Regions from separate parts of the Homo sapiens genome. Here region 2 is linked to region 1. A link is an interaction called in ENCODE POLR2A ChIA-PET data of the cell type or tissue named here. Cell type or tissue: CD4-positive, alpha-beta T cell. All regions are shown on one strand. Each heading gives the region's core, and the rest is flanking DNA. Links, peaks and the distances in the headings are about the cores only.

Region 1 (7,857 bases), core at 1,579-5,578:
ATGGAGGCCTGCAAGGTCTTGCCCAGGATCTGCAGCCCCTTGGAGTGGCGGGAGAGCTTGAAGATGCGGAACACCCGGACCAGGCGGATGACTCGGAGGATGGCCAGGGACATGGCCTGCTGCCCATTCTGGCCGCCTCCTCCACTGGCTGGTTGCTGCTCCTGCTGCTGCACCAGCTCAGTGCCCAGGGTGATGAAGTAGGGGAAGATAGCCACCAAGTCAATGATGTTCATGATGTTCCGGAAGAAGGCCGGCTTGCTAGGGCAGGCGGAGAAGCGCACCAGGAGCTCAAAAGTGAACCAGACAATGCACAGCGTCTCCACCAGAAAGAAGGGGTCTGTAAAGAAGGAGCCCCCAAGAGTACTGAGTGAGGAGGAGCCCCCGGTCCCCATTTCCCCAGGGGTGATGCCATGATGAAATGTGTAGGAATCGTCTTCATCCTCCTCTTCCTCCTGACTCCCCCTGGAAACTGGGGAGACTCGACTCACACCACCATTGTTTCCACCTCGACCATCTACACGGAACTGGGGTAAGGTCTCCAGGCAAAAGATGACTATGGAGATGAGAATGACCAACACGGAGACGATGGCGATGCCCCTGGCCGGCCCAGAGCTCTCTGGGTACTCAAAGAGCAGCCACACCTGGCGCTGGAAGGGCTGGGAGGGCAGCGGCTTCTCGTCCTCGCCACCTTCGGGCAGGCAGCCCTCGTCCTCCCGGAAGGCCGCCAGGGCCTCGTCCCCCAGCTGGTAGAAGCGGATCTCCTCCAGGAAAATGTCCAGGGGCACGTTGACCGGCCTCCGCAGGCGGCCCCCAGACTGGTAGTAGTAGAGGATGGCGTCGAAGCTGGGCCGGTTGCGGTCGAAGAAGTACTCGTTCCTCAGGGGGTCGAAGAAGCGGACTCGCCGGCCAGGGTCTCCGAGCAGCGTGTCCGGAAACAGCGACAGGGTGCGCAATTGTGTCTCAAAGCGCAGCCCGGAGATATTGATCACCAGCCGCTCGCTACTACAGCAGCCCCCGCCCCCGCCGGCCTCCGGGAAGTCTCCCGCATCCTGTTGCTCTCCCTCCGGCCCACGGACCTCCCCCGGCGCCGCCAGCGTAAGGGATTTCTCCGATCTCATGCCCCCTCGGAGGTGCGCTCCCCGCCACTAGGACGGCGCCCACGACACAATCTCTGGAGCGCGGCACCCGCTCCCCAGCTCCCGGCTGCGCCCTCTTTAGGGTGGGGCCCGCGCTCCTCCCGGTTCGCGGTCTGACCTGGCCGTTGGGTCCGTGAGCCCTAAAGCCCTGGTCCCTGCAAGGCTGGGTCTGGGGAGGTGACCTGGGCGCTGGGGATTTGGTTCTGCGCTTCCCGTTACCCGCGCCCGGGTGCTAGAGCTTACTGGGATGCCCGGAACCGCACACAGGCGCGTGTGAAATTGGCTGCCCGAAAAGACGCGTGGCTTCGCCCCCAGCGGTGCCTGAGACCCGGCTCCCGGACGCAGAGGTCCGCCCTCCAGCCGGGCTAGCTCTTCCCAGTTCCCACTGCGCTCCTCCAGCCGCTCCGGACCCCCGGCTGCCGCTGGTACCGAAGCGCCAGATGCGCCTCCCTCCGGCTCGGCAAAGACTCCTGGCGGGGCTCGGCCTCCGCCCTGCGTCCACCGCGGGGCTGGGTCCGGCCAAGGTCGCGGTTCCGGCCGCCACAGCCGCCACCTCCTCCCTAGGAGCCGCGCCGCAGGCCTCGCAGAGGGCCCGGGGCTGCCCCGGCGCCCGAGCGCGGGGACCCACCTCCCCACGGCTCAAGGCTTCGCTGCCGCCGCCGCAGCTGCAGCGGCTCGGCTCTCCGCTCTGCCCTTCCTTCCCAACACACACTCTCCAAGTGACGTGGCAGGCCCCGCCTGCTGCCCCCTCCCACCCCACTCCCACATCACACCCCTCGCCCAGCCAGGGGCTGCCGCGAGCCAGGGCGCCATGGAAATAGACGCACACTTGCCTCACCAGTAAGCTTTCCCGCGCTCTCCTGGCACGCCTCTCGCTTTCACACGTTCACATTCGCGCCCCCCTCCACAAGCGCCGGCACCCTAATACCACACCCCCTCCACCCCCGCAGTCGGCTCTTCTCATTTCAATTTACCGAGTTGACCTGCGCAGTGTATTTCATCAATAAGAAGACACACCCCGCCCCACCACACAATACGGAGCACTGTGCATCCACTCATACAGAAATCTAAAGAAAACATTAAATCATACATTCTTCTGTCTTCAGGAAGACCCGTTTGCCAACCTCTCCAATATCTACAGGAAAAAAAAAATAGAGAAAGTATTTTTGAGATGCCTTGAGAGCTTCCGATTTAAATTCCAATATAATTCTCCGTCTACCTTTGCAAGCCTGGGAGGGCGGGGCTGCAACTCTCCCAGAATTGCAAAGGGATGGTAGAGAAAGGGTGGCAAGTCAATCAATGCCTTTCCCATCAGAAGATTTCCAGGGGAGTCCTGAGAGCCTGAGGCAACAACCCCAGTGAGGAAGGACCCAGAAGATGGAAGCACCTCAGAGATACCTCAGCCCAGGGCACAGTGCACCCTGGGGATCCTTTGCTCCCAACCACCCCGAAGGATGCATCTGGAATTTCTGCTTATTGGGTGACCAAAAAAAGGGAGAAGAGGGTGAGTGGAAAAGGGGTATGTAAGAGTGTTGATTGAAAAAATAATAGCTACATTTACTGGGCATTGAATATGTGCCAGCCACATTCTAGGTGCTTTCCCAGAAAGATGTCCTCTCCTTGTAGGCCATGTTACAACAAAGACCCCTTTGGCAGTACTGGAGTAGGGCAAAGTTTGTTGTTAGGGACCAGCTGACTCTTCCCTAACTCTCCAGCAAGAAGGTGATAAGAATGGTTTTCCATCCATTTCTGTCTTTCTTCACGAGACCAGACAAGTTGGGGTCTGGTAGAGGAAGACTCAACTGATCTTTTCAGACTGACACTTCCAGGTAGGGTTGACATTTGCTTCTCTGTGCCTCAGTTTCCTCTTTTCTGGCTGGCTGTAGCCAAAATGAATTGGCTAACAACTACAAAGTGTTTTTGTGTAGCTTCTGGTGCATATTAGATCATTAGTATGCATTCATTGAGGTTAATGATGAGAATGACACATAAAGGTGCTCTCAAACCACAGGATGCATCTGAGAGTTCTTTGTATTGCACGGAGTATTTTAAAACCACAGTGGTTCTCAGCAGCATTCACTCTCAGAGAGTTGGAGGAAGGAGAGAACCAAGGCTCCTGGATGTGTCGGGAAGGGATCAGGTGTTGAGTGGGTAAGAAATGTGCTAGTATTAGAACTCACTGCATGCTCATTCTCCAGTCTTGCTCCTCACCAGTTGAGCCAGGCAACAGCCTCTGCTCCCTTTCTGTGCTTGCACAGCTGATTTCTGGCACCAACGCCCTGTGGGCTTTTTTGATCCCCCAGGATAGAAATCAAAAGAGATCACAGCATACAGTAGCAAAGAGAAAGATTTTATGAAAGCTTATGGACATAAGGGACCAAACACCAAGAAAGGAAGTGGGTTGCTCTCCAAAGTCAAGGTGTGGGTTCCCTTTGTGGAGGTCTGCAGTAAGGGGAAGTCAGGGCATGTAGAGGTGAGGTTTTTCGGGCACATGTACGGTGGCTTAAGATGCTGCTTCATACAACATATGTCTCATTAGCATCTTAAATCTCCACCTGTGGGCATGATTTTTAGTACTAAAATAAGGAAAAGTTCATGATGAGGTGAAAGTTAAGCCTAGCTAGGCACGTAGGGCCTCAGAAAGGTCCTTAGTTCTCTAAAGCAAGGGGTTAATTAATTTGTGGTTAATAGCTTCTTGGGCCTTTGATGCTGACTGGCTGGGAGTTACAGCTTGAGTAAAGGGCTTTTGTTCTTTTTTCTCCAAACCACATCACAACAGGAAAGCAGCCAGCTTGCCCATCTCATGCTTGCCTGTCTCATTTCCACTCCTTTCTCTCACCTTGCATGTTTCCGTGAAGGGAGAGAAAGCAAGTACATGGAGTCATCCAGCGGAGTTTTCTCACTTACAGACTATGTAATTAAGCCATTTAGACTCCACACAAAAGTTGCTCTGTTTAAAAAATCTTTTTGAAAGAAAAGAAAAAAAAGGAAACCAACAGCAAATACACTATAGAAGATACTCTTTACCCCCATCCAGTTATCTGTCACTTTACCCTTATCCAGTTATCTGTCATTATTTTCTGAGTCATAAATTGACTAACCCCTGATTCTTTTTGTTTTTGTTTTCAAATTCATAATGAATGATTCATTTGCAGGTTTGTTTTCATCATTGCCATTTTTATTCACGAGACTGTCAACTAGGTCAGTAATTCTTCAAAACCAATCCTGGCAAAGCATGGGAAGGAACCTTCGTTCTGCAGAAGCGTACACACCCTGATAAGGTGTCAAGAACCTCCGTTTGAGTACCCCTCGGGTTAAGCCTGACTGGGCTGCCGGCCACCCTTCAGGCAGAGCTGATGTTCTGTGATGACCTTCACATCAAGCATGAGGTCGTGCCCCAAGAAGGGTTTCACTGTGCCCAGGGAGGTTCCCCTGAGAAGGACAAGCCATTGGCAAATTCATGAATCAGAGTTCTGTTTTTAGTTCTTTTGTGAAATAGACTCATTTCTTAGCTTAAGAAAAACCCTATGCCTAGATCATTCCCCCCAAGCGTATGTTAAGGATGAGTACAATCACACCTTCAGAAATGCCAGTTCCCAGGTGAAGGAAGACACAGCTCCATCCATAAACACTGCCAAGTGGCTTCCAATGGCAGGGGATTTTTCCCCAGCATTCACCAAGCACCAATTTCATGCCAGCACAGATTTTGTTGTTATTTTTTGTTGTTGTATCCAGATTCAGATGTTTGCCATGGTCATAGCAATCATTCATTTATTTAAAAAGTATATATTGAGCAGCTACTGAGTGCCAGCATGGTGCCAGGTGCTGAGGATTTAGCAGTGATCTATACAAAATATCTGCTTTGATAAGCATACATTTTCATGTAATAAATTACATTATAGACAGAAAATTTTAACAGTAGACAATAAGGAAAATAATTCCATATTGCAGTAAATGCCTTGAGGAGGATAAATGGGATGCCATGTCAGAAATGAACTTGGGGACTCAACTTTGCAAGGGTAGCTGGAAAAGTTCCCTCTGAAGAGGTAGTATTTCAACTGACAATCCAAAGAGGAGAATGGAGCCTGGCACGGTGGCTCATGCCTGTAATCCCAGCACTTTGGGAGGCTGAGGCAGGTGGATCACCTGAGGTTAGGAGTTCAAGACCAGTCTGACCAACATGGCAAAACTCTGTCTCTACTAAAAATGCAAAAATTATCTGGGCATGGTGGAGGGCACGTGTAGTCCCAGCTACTTGGGAGGTTGAGGCAGGAGGATCGCTTTAACCTGGGAGGTGGAGGTTGCAGTGAGCCGAGATTGTACCACTGCACTCCAGCCTGGGTGACAGAGGGAGATTCTGTCTCAAAAATAGATAAGAGAATGGGGCCACAGTGCCAAATGCAGGGAAGAGCATTCCAGACTGACAAGTGCAAAAGCCCTGAGCTAGAAAGGTCATGGGTGTTCAAGGTCAAAAAGAAGGCCGTGCGCTGGGAGGAGAATGGGCAAGGGAAAGGGAGGTGCAAGATAAGATTGAAGAATTAGCAAGGGTACCATCTTATAGGGTGAGGTGTTCAGGTTTTATCTTAAGGGCGGTATGAAGCCAATGATGGTTTTCAAGCAGAGGAGAGACGTGATGTGATTTACTTAGAGGCTGGGAGGGGAATGAATTATGAAGAGGTAGAAGAAGAAATAGAAAGACCAGGAAATTGCAGTCGTCTGGGGAAAAGATGATGGTGACTTGGGCCAGAGAAAGGTAGAGTCAGTAGAGATAGAGTGGAGAGGAGGTGAGGAGAACTGAGGAGGTATGTTTAGATGATAGAATCAGCAGGAATTAGTCATCAATAAAACATGAGAAATAAGCAGCCAATGCCAAGCTCAAGCAACTAGGCAGGTAGGTGTCGCCCTTTACTGAGAAAGGGAAGACAAGGGGTTAAACAAGTTGGGATGCGTCAAGACCTCACCTTTAGATGTTTTACATTGGAGAGGGAAATTATACATGCAAATTAAGACATCAAGGAGGCAGTTATTTATTTAGGTCTGGAATATGAAAAAGAAACTTACGATTTATGAATTTAAGACATCTAGAAATATATACATTCATGGCACCAAGGTCTTCTGCAGAAACAGAATATGGACAACGAGGAGAAATGACCAGGACCAAGTCCTTCACAGCAGTCTTCAATCTACCGGTCAAGGTCAGGAGGAAGGGCAGCCAGCATAGGAGGCTGAGGGGTTGTAGGTGAAGTCAAAGGAAAGCCAAGAGATGGAGAGCTCCTGGAAACCAACAACCAGGACTAGACCCCAGGGGCCCCATCCTCCTGGGCCCACGCTGGCCTTCCAGTGGAACACATGATCTGCAACAGGTCAGGAGTACGTGGGGGGCATCCATGGGAAGAACCACCTAAGAATGGACGTATGTGCCCACAAGATGAGCACAGATAATGTGAAGCATTGTGTGATAACCATTTATATTCTGACCTCTGCCCTAGGTTCTAAAATGTACCTATTCCAGGTATATAAATGACATAAATGATCTGTCTTCCAGGCTTCTTTACATTTTTATTTTGCTGTGTGTGTGTGTGTGTGTGTGTGCACTTGTCATCATTCTGGTAATACGATCCCTGAAGTTTTCCTCTTTCTCTGTGTAACCTCTGAAAATGGTTCTCCTCATGGTCCTGTCACCCACAGGCCCCTGCTCTGAGGACAGGGTGGCGAGTCGTCAGCTCCCTTACCTCTTACTGAGAGAACACAACACTTGTGCACAAGCACGGAACACCCTCCCTAGAATGACCCACCCCACTCTTGAGCTTTCCACTGTGGAATCCAAACCACTCAGAGCCAGTGAGAAGCAGGGGTGATGAGTCTGAGCCCGTGTCCCTCCTCTCACCATCTCACTCTGGGCAAGGCTCTGCCCTCGAGCTTTGGTTCTTCAGCGTGTTCCAAGTGGAAGCTCCTCTGTCCAAACACAGCGTTCTGCCTGGCCCAACTCCCTTCTCTGGTCCCCTCATTCACCCCTTTCCCCAGGGTCTGGGTCATGTTTACTCCTTCTCTTAACCTTCTCCTACTTTTTCTGCTGGAGAGAGAAGACAGCATTGAATCCTGGGGAAGAAGGGGAGAAAAATGGATGACCGGGTAATTCTATACTTTGCAGTCAATTTTTGCTGTTTTCCTTTTGTTCCCCTCCTTCTACACACACACACACACACACACACACACACACCAAAAATTTGGTCATCTGAGAGTTACATTAAAAAGAAGTCAGATATCTTGAACTTCGAGGGTTAATTTCCTGCAGTAGCACCCACTGGTTCCACAAACTCATTGATGTTCCCTGCCAACACTTGATAGCACAACGCTTTGACCTGAAGTTCCCTTCTATTCATTTCGTCTCTGGATGCACTGTGGCCATTTCCCTCCTCCTGGGCTTCCCCTGTGGCCAAGTGGATGGAGTCAGGGGGACAAATGAAAACACATGTGCTATACAAAAGCACTATTTATAATTAGCTGCTTAGTCCAATTTTTAATGAGGACGATGATGTCAGTTACAAAGTAGTGATGGTGATGATGATGTTCCATAATTCAGTAGAGAAAAATCTAACAGCTTTCGCTTGGGTGAAGCTGTATATTAGAAAAGAAATGCATTAGACATCTGTGCCACACCAATCAACAGCCTCAGGAAATTACTATCCATGCCAAGAAATAAATCTATAACGAACTCCTT
Region 2 (7,857 bases), core at 1,400-5,399, 84 kb before region 1:
AGGGACTACAGGCGCGTGCCAGCACGCCCACCTAATTTTTGTATTTTTAGTAGAGGTGGAGTTCCACCATGTTGGCCAGGATGATCTTGATCTCTTAACCTCATGATCCACCTGCCTCGGCCTCCCAAAGTGCTGGGATTACAGGTGTGAGCCACTGCACCCCGCCAATTAACTCTTTACAGTACTGAATATTTACAAGTCACGTGTCTTTTGCTGAGGAAAAGGCAAAAAAAATGCATTGTCCATACCCTCAATAAATTTATTATCTTTGTTGAGGAGACAGGACGTATGAATGGAAAATGACAGCTTCCAAAACAAGGCAAGTGATTAGTGCTATCGAATGTGTTCAAGAAGGCTTTTGGGACGGGAGACAGGTGGTGTCTCATAGCATGGCCAGCTGGAGCTGCTGTGCAGGAGCAGTGTCTCCTAAAGGCCGGCAGAGGGGAAGAGAAGGGTGCAATTTACGAGAGAGGGAAGGCAAGAGCAAAGATGCAGACGTGGGAAGCACAAGTCCTTTCCGGGGACTGAGTAGGTCAGTTGTGGAAGCGCACTCAAGTGGACATGTAAATGAGCAGTGAAATGACAAAACCAGGCGGGAGGGAGATGGAAGACCAAGCAAGGAACTGTGAAAACCCTGCACACTCAGCAATCCACCCTTGAACAACCAAGCATTATCAATAGGATACCAATTGCTTTTAGTCTCAGAAGGAAAAATAAAAGCCAATTTGCAGACAGTTTTCAGTGCTATAGTAAAAGAAGGTGGGTTTCTGATGGCAGTCATCACCCAGCCCATGGTGATGGATTGTTTTAAATCTTTATCTACATACCATGCTTTCTACTTTTCAAAAACTCTTAGGCATTATTGCTTAATCCTCAGATAAACCCTTGGAGGTAGGGGAAGAAAGCATTTACTATCCTAATGTGGTAAGGACACTGAGTAGGAAAGGATGATAAGCCCTTGACCCCTCCGAGTTTTTATAGGCAATGTGGACATGTGGACAGAAACAGCAGACACTGCCCCTGACTCCTACTTCATTATTTTTCCTTTATACCACACTGCCTTAACTAGCTTCTAATTCACTTTCACACATTTGGAACTCAGAGTCCTTTGTCAGCGACTTTGGGATTTTCTGTTTAAATACCACATTCTAAGAAACACAGTAATTACAGTAGGAGGAAAGTGGGTTATTCAGGACATTCTGATTTCGAGGAGGATAGCTGAAAATTAAGAAAGATTGGTCAGCTTGTCTTTCTTGATTTTTCATGCTTAGGAGACAAGTCTCTTTATTTGGGCTAGTTTGGGTTCTATTCTGCCTGAAGACAACAGGATGGATGGTTTGACATCCCGGGGGCTTTGTGAGCTGCAGTGATTCTGTGATTCTTTCCCCTAACAATTGGCTTGGATGACATTGTCAGGAGTCCAAATCTTATTGAAAGTGCATCAGAGAGAAATGCAACTGGATTGTAAGCGATGTGTATATGTAGAATAACAACGTAAATATTTTATAAACTGCAGCACAACAGAATTAAATACTTTTGCTTGGACAAATGAATTCGATCTTCAAAGCCACTGCAAAGAAGCTTATGTATCAGACACAATAATTTTGCAAATAGCAGAACACTTTGTACTTCCTCCAAAACTCTGCATTTCTCTAAAATCTTAGCACCTTCTCAGCACTGTTGGAAACAGCTTTACCTATTGTCATTAGGAAGAAATCTCCTTTCTTGGCAGCCTGATAGAACATACAACTCATCTATTTCAGCAATTAATTGATTCAGCCATATGCGTTTGTTTCTTCTGAGCTGTTAAGCCTCCACCCTGCCTTGACTCTCTCAGCAGTGTCCAGCTACTTATTCAACTCAGAGCCATGACCCACTTGACTATAACCCAGTTCCCAAAGGTCTCTCCCTGTGATCAATGCCAACACTTATCCCAGGGTTCATTTTCCTACCCTCCCTGTAGACTCTGACCCACTGTGCTCTCAGATCTCTGATGTCAGAAGAGTCTCAGACCAGGAACTACCAGGAAGTTAAGACAGACCAACTTGACTTGGAATCCTCATGTTCTATATAGCCTTCCCAGTGTCTCCTTCCCAAGAACAAGGTCCAATGACCTTGTTCTCATTTCCAAAGTTTTAATCATTTCTGAAAAGATTTTGTATCCAATCCCTCATTCTCGGAAAACACCCTTGCCTTCTGCTTTACAGAGAAAACCAGAATCCACTGGAAGGCAACTCCCACACTTCATTTCTATCCAGCAAACACCTGCTCCCCAGCTATACCTGGGCCTGTTCTTCCCTTCTCTAAGGCCTGTGCCTCCACCTGAGCTTGGATCCTCTGCCCACACACCTTCTCATGAAGCTTCACCATGGATTACCACCAAATTCTCTCCCTTGTACTTTCAAATTCCCTCTTAAGTGGACCCTTCTGGAAGGTTTTTTCCCTACCGTTTTGTAAAAATGCCTGTCTTGAAAAGGAAAGAACATGTATCTACATTACACGTATGTACACATAGCTGTGGGTAATGTAAACGCATACTCGTGCCTATAGTTGGTTACTTCCTGATGTATCTTCCAACACACCCGTGGGCCAGTGTTGAAGAAACTTTGTTAAATATTGAAAATATATAAATTAATATTTATGAAACAGGTTTGAGGTATAGAAAATCCAGTAAACAACAATGTACTAACCCTCAGGTTTAATAAATAAAACATTACCACTACCTTTTAAACCCCCAGGGGTTTCTCTGTGTCTCGACTCCCTCCCTGCTCCCTGCCCAGAGTTTCTCATTTCATTCCCTTCCTTATCAGTATAGTTTTACAACATTCATTTTACAGTCTCACAGAGCATATTTTGTGGACTTTTGAATACACAGATTAAACATCCCTAATCCAAAAATCTGAAATCCCAAATCCAAAATGCTCCAAAATCCAACACTTTTTGAACACCAACATGATATCATAAATGGAAAATTCCCCATGTAAGTAACGCAAACTTTGTTTTATGCACAAAATTATTTAAAATATTGTATAAAGATACTTTCAGACTATGTGTATACAGTATATATGAAACATAAATAAATTTTGTTTTAGACTCGGGTCTCAACCACAAGATATCTCATTATGTATATGCAAATATTCCAAAATTCAAAAAAATCCAAAATCTGAAACAGAGCTGGTCCCAAACATTTTAGATAAGGGATACTCAACCTGTAACAGAATATCCCAAACAGAATATGTTTTGTTTTGTCATGTGTTTTGTCTAGTCAATTTTGTGTTCCTGCAATTCAGTCATGTATTATTGTTATGCAATAATTCAGCTTATGAATATATACAATGTATTTATCCATTCCACTGTTGAGGCATATATGGGTTATTTTCAGTGTGTTTGTGTTGCCATTATCAACAGGGCTAGCATGTCCTTGTGTATATGTGCAAGAGTCGCTTTAAGATCAATACCTAGAATGGAAGATCTGAGCCATCAGGTATAGAGATATTTAGTTTATAAGGTGATGGCAAATGGTTTTCCCAAAGTTATTGAACCTTATGCTCCCACAGCAGTATATAAGACTTAGGGTTGCTCCACATATTCACTATCACTAGCTATTGTCCAAACTTTTAAAAGTTTGCCATTCTGATCAATATGAAATATCTCTTTTTTTTTAGGAATTGTGGCAAAATATACATCTCATAAAATTTGCTATCATAACCATTTTAGGTGTACACTTCAAGGACATCGAGCACATTCACACTGATGTGCAACCATCACAACCACGCATCTCTAGAATGCTTTTCAACTTGCCAAACTGAAACTCTGTACCCATTATACCTCCCCTTCCTCTCTTCCCTCCAGCCCCTGGCAACCACCATTCATTCATTCTACTTTCTGTCTCAATGAATTTGACTACTCTAAGTACCTCACAGAACTGGACTCACAGTATGTTTCATTTTGTGATAGGCTTGTTTCCCTTAACATACTGTCCTCAAGGTTCATCCTTGTTGCAACATGTGTCAGAATTTCCTTCTTCTTTAAGAGTAAATAAAACTCCATCGTATAAATATACCATATTTTGCTAATCCATTCATCCATTGAGGGACACTGGTGTTGCTTCCATCCTAAGGCTACTGTGAATAATGCTGCCATAACATGCGTGTACAAATATCTGTTTGAGATCCTACTTTCAGTTCTTTTGGGTACATATCCAGAAGTGGAATTGCTGGATCATAAGGTAATTCTGTTTAATTTTTTTTGAGGAAATGCCATATTGTTTTGCACAGTGCCCATATCATTTTACATTCTCACAATCAGTGCACAAGGATTCCAGTTTATCCACATCCTTGTCAACATTTGTTATTATCTAGTTTTGTTTGTTTCTTGATACTAGCCATCCTAACGGGAATTAAGTGAAATATCTCATTATATTTTAATTTTTATTTCCCTGACTTTCTGAAATTGAAAATCTTTTCATAATGACCATTTTTTTATTGAATACCTGAAAGTCTTTTCCTGTTTTTATCTTGAGTTGTCTCTTATGCATTAATTTGTAACAGTCCTTTATATTAGCTTGGTGCAAAATCTATTGTGGTTTTTGCCATTACTTTTAATGGCAAAAGTAATGGCAAAAACCGCAGTTACTTTTGCACCAACCTAACATATGCTGGATATTAATTCTCTATCTGTTCTATTCCTATGATTTTTTTCTTCCAGCTTGTGGTTTAATTTCACTTTCTTTATACTGTTTTTTATGAAGAGAAATTCTCAATTTTAAAATAAACAATTTAATGAATATTTTTCTTTACAATTTGCATTTCTTCTGAATTATTTAAGAATCCTTCCCTGCCCATGGCAAAAATAAGTATCTTAAATGGTCTTCTAACTCTTTTATAGTTTTCACTTGAACATTTGAAATATGAAAATTCATCTGCAATGAATTTTGTTTTTGACATGACACAGGGACCCAGTTTCATTTTTAATGCAAATAGGGAAAATAATTCATATTATCCAAATGATTATTTCATTGAAAGACCTTATTTTCCTTATTGATCTACACTGTTGTGCTGCAGTATAAATATATATGTGGGTTTGTTTATGTGTTCTTTTTTCTGTATTAGTGATTTATATTTTTGTATATCTTCACCAATCCTATACTATAATTTCTTAATTACCATAGCTTCATAGTCATTCTGAATCTTTTCTTCTTCAGGAATATTCTGGCTTTATTTGGCCTTTTGCTGGTTCATATACATTGTGCCAAATTCCATCAAAATAAAAACAAAACTGAGGCTAATTGTTTGCATTCAAGGTAAAGGTCAATTTTGAGAAAAGGTCTTCATTAATGTCTTTCAATAAAAGTTTTATAATATTAACATAAAAGTCTTCTATAATTTTATTAGATTTATTTGTAGCTACCTTATTTTTATGCTATTGCAAATGACATGAATTTTAAATATACAACTTCTAACTATTGCTAGGATACAGAAATGCAATTAATTTTTTATGTTGATTTGCACTCAGCAAACTCATTACATTATCTAATTAATTCTAATAATTTGTTTGTAGTCTCATTTGAGTTTTCTAGGTCAGAAATATGGCATCTGCAACTGATAATAGATTTATTCCTTCCTTTGAAATCTTTACACGTCGTATTTCTTTCTCTTGACTTACTGTGCTATCTAGTAGAATGACTAGAAGTAGTGAGCAGGATTGACATTCCTCTATAAAGTACAATCTTTGCCTTAGGAAATTTTTATTATTTTTGTATTTATTTCGATATTCCTTATTAGATAAAGGAAGCTCCCTTCTAACATTATTTTCCTAATAGCTACTAGCATTAATAGATGTTAAATTTTATCACTTTTTGCATCTTTTAAAATAATTATAGTATTTCCCTCATCTTAGTCAGTTTGGGCTGCTGTGACAGAATGACATAGAATAGGTGGTTTAAACAACAAACATTTATTTCTCACAGTTATGGAGACTGGAAGTCCAAATTCAAGGCACTGGTAGAACTGGTGTCTGGTGAGGGCCCTTTTTCTGAATGGCCCCCTTCTTGCTGTATCCTCACATAGAGGAGGGACAGAGACAGAGGAGGCAAGCTCTCTTGTGTCTCTTCTTATAGGGGCACTAATCTTATCAGGAAGATACAACCCGCATGACCTAATTATCTCCTAAAGGCTCCATCTCCAAATACCCTCACATCGGAGACTAGGATTTCAACAGATGAATTGAGAAGGGGAGACACAAACATTCAGTCCATAGCATCTCTCTTTGAATCTGTTAATGTGGTGAATTTATTTTTCTCTATTATTAAGCAACACATGCATTCTTCAGTAAAACCCAACTTTGCTGGTTTTGTTGTACTATTATTTGGTTTAGAATTTTTGTATCTACAGGAGATACATGAGTGAAATTGGCTTGTGATTTTCCTTCCTTAAGAGAGGTATCAAGGTTATGCTAGTTTCATAATAAGAGTTAGGAAATTGTTAGTCTTCCATAAGGTATACTATAAATAGTTTTGTAACATTGGAAGTTTTTTATTAAATTTTGGTAGAATTCATTAGCAAAGTCAACTAAGCCTGATTATTACTTTATGAGAAGATTTTTACCTATGAATTTGATTAACAACTTAAGGTAATAAGATTAATAAGGTGGCTATTTTTGGATTTGTTTTAGACTGCTACTATATATTTTCAAAGAAATCAGATTTTCGGTTTGCTGCACTGAAGTTGCTATTGGTATCTTCTTACTATATATTTAATTATGCACACTTATAGCTACTTCCCCTTATTATTCCAAACATTGTTTATTTGCACCTTCCCTTTCTTTTTATGATCAATTGTCCATCAGATTTGTCAATTTCATTAGACTTTTCAAAGGATCAATTTTACATTTGTCCATCTACTCTACTATATGTATCTTTTCTATTTAATTAATTTCTGCTCTCCAATCCTTCTTGCATCTTATACTTCCCATTAGAGGTAATTTTTCTTCCCAAAGTACATTCTTTAGTGCAGGTCTTCTGGCATTGAACTTACTGTTTTGTTTGAAAATATCTTCACTCCTTATTCTTGAATGTATTCTTGCTATATATAGAACTCTAGGTTAACAGTTATTTTCTTTGGCTTCCACTGTGTCTGCTGGGAAGTCTAATTTTAGTCTTATTGTTGCTTCTTTGAAGGTAATTTGTCTTTTTTCCTTTTGATGTGCTATGTTTGTCTTTAGGTCTCTGAAGTTTTCCTCTAATAAATCCAGGTGTGGTTTACTTTCATTTATTCATCTTGTGTAACTTGTTTGGTATTTCGAATATGTGGACTTACGTCCTTCATGAGCTGTTTTCTCTTCAAATATTGTCCTCATTCTCTCCCTGCTCCTTCTGGAACTATATCCTCTAGATTTCTTTTTTTTTTTTTTTTTTTTTTTGAGATGGAGTCTTGCTGTCGCCCAGGCTGGAGCGCAGTGGCGCAACCTCGGCTCACTGCAGGCTCCGCCCCCCGGGGTTCACGCCATTCTCCTGCCTCAGCCTCCCGAGTAGCTGGGACTACAGGCGCCCGCCACCACGCCCGGCTAATTTTTTGTATTTTTGGTAGAGACGGGGTTTCACCGTGTTAGCCAGGATAGTCTCGATCTCCTGACCTCGTGATCCACCCGCCTCAGCCTCCCAAAGTGCTGGGATTACAGGCGTGAGCCACCGCGCCCGGCCTATATCCTCTAGACTTCTTTACCTCTCTTCCATCATTTTCATCTTTTTGTTTCACTATGTTAATTTTTAATCTATCTTTTGGTTCACAAATTCTCCCTTCATCTAATTGGCTGTTAATTCAATCCATTTAGGTTTATTTCTAGTTATTACGTTTTTCA

The links. ChIA-PET counts read pairs that join two places held together with the same protein. Peaks named below come from ENCODE experiments on the same cell type or tissue, not always from the same donor. Only the 100,000 strongest peaks of a DNase experiment are listed, where the experiment ranks them.
Region 2: POLR2A ChIA-PET joins it to region 1 with 6 read pairs; 2 of 35 experiments call an interaction of 5 or more read pairs at or near these places.

The regions. Positions count from the first base shown.
Region 1 is chr12:4,803,303-4,811,159 of GRCh38, reverse strand. It overlaps KCNA6 (potassium voltage-gated channel subfamily A member 6), which reads right to left and starts at 1,826. Exons shown (of 1, transcript NM_002235.5): 1 at 1-1,826. The coding sequence starts at 1,118. KCNA6-AS1 (KCNA6 antisense RNA 1) reads left to right here. Exons shown (of 3, transcript NR_199077.1): 3 at 4,292-6,675. In CD4-positive, alpha-beta T cell, for the core only: no CTCF peak of the experiment used is centred there; DNase peaks (open chromatin) are centred at 1,949, 3,159 and 3,899; H3K4me3 peaks cover 1,133 bases.
Region 2 is chr12:4,886,737-4,894,593 of GRCh38, reverse strand. No RefSeq gene overlaps it. Among named protein-coding and RNA genes, the nearest start is that of KCNA1, 19 kb to the left of the region's middle. In CD4-positive, alpha-beta T cell, for the core only: no CTCF peak of the experiment used is centred there; no DNase peak of the experiment used is centred there.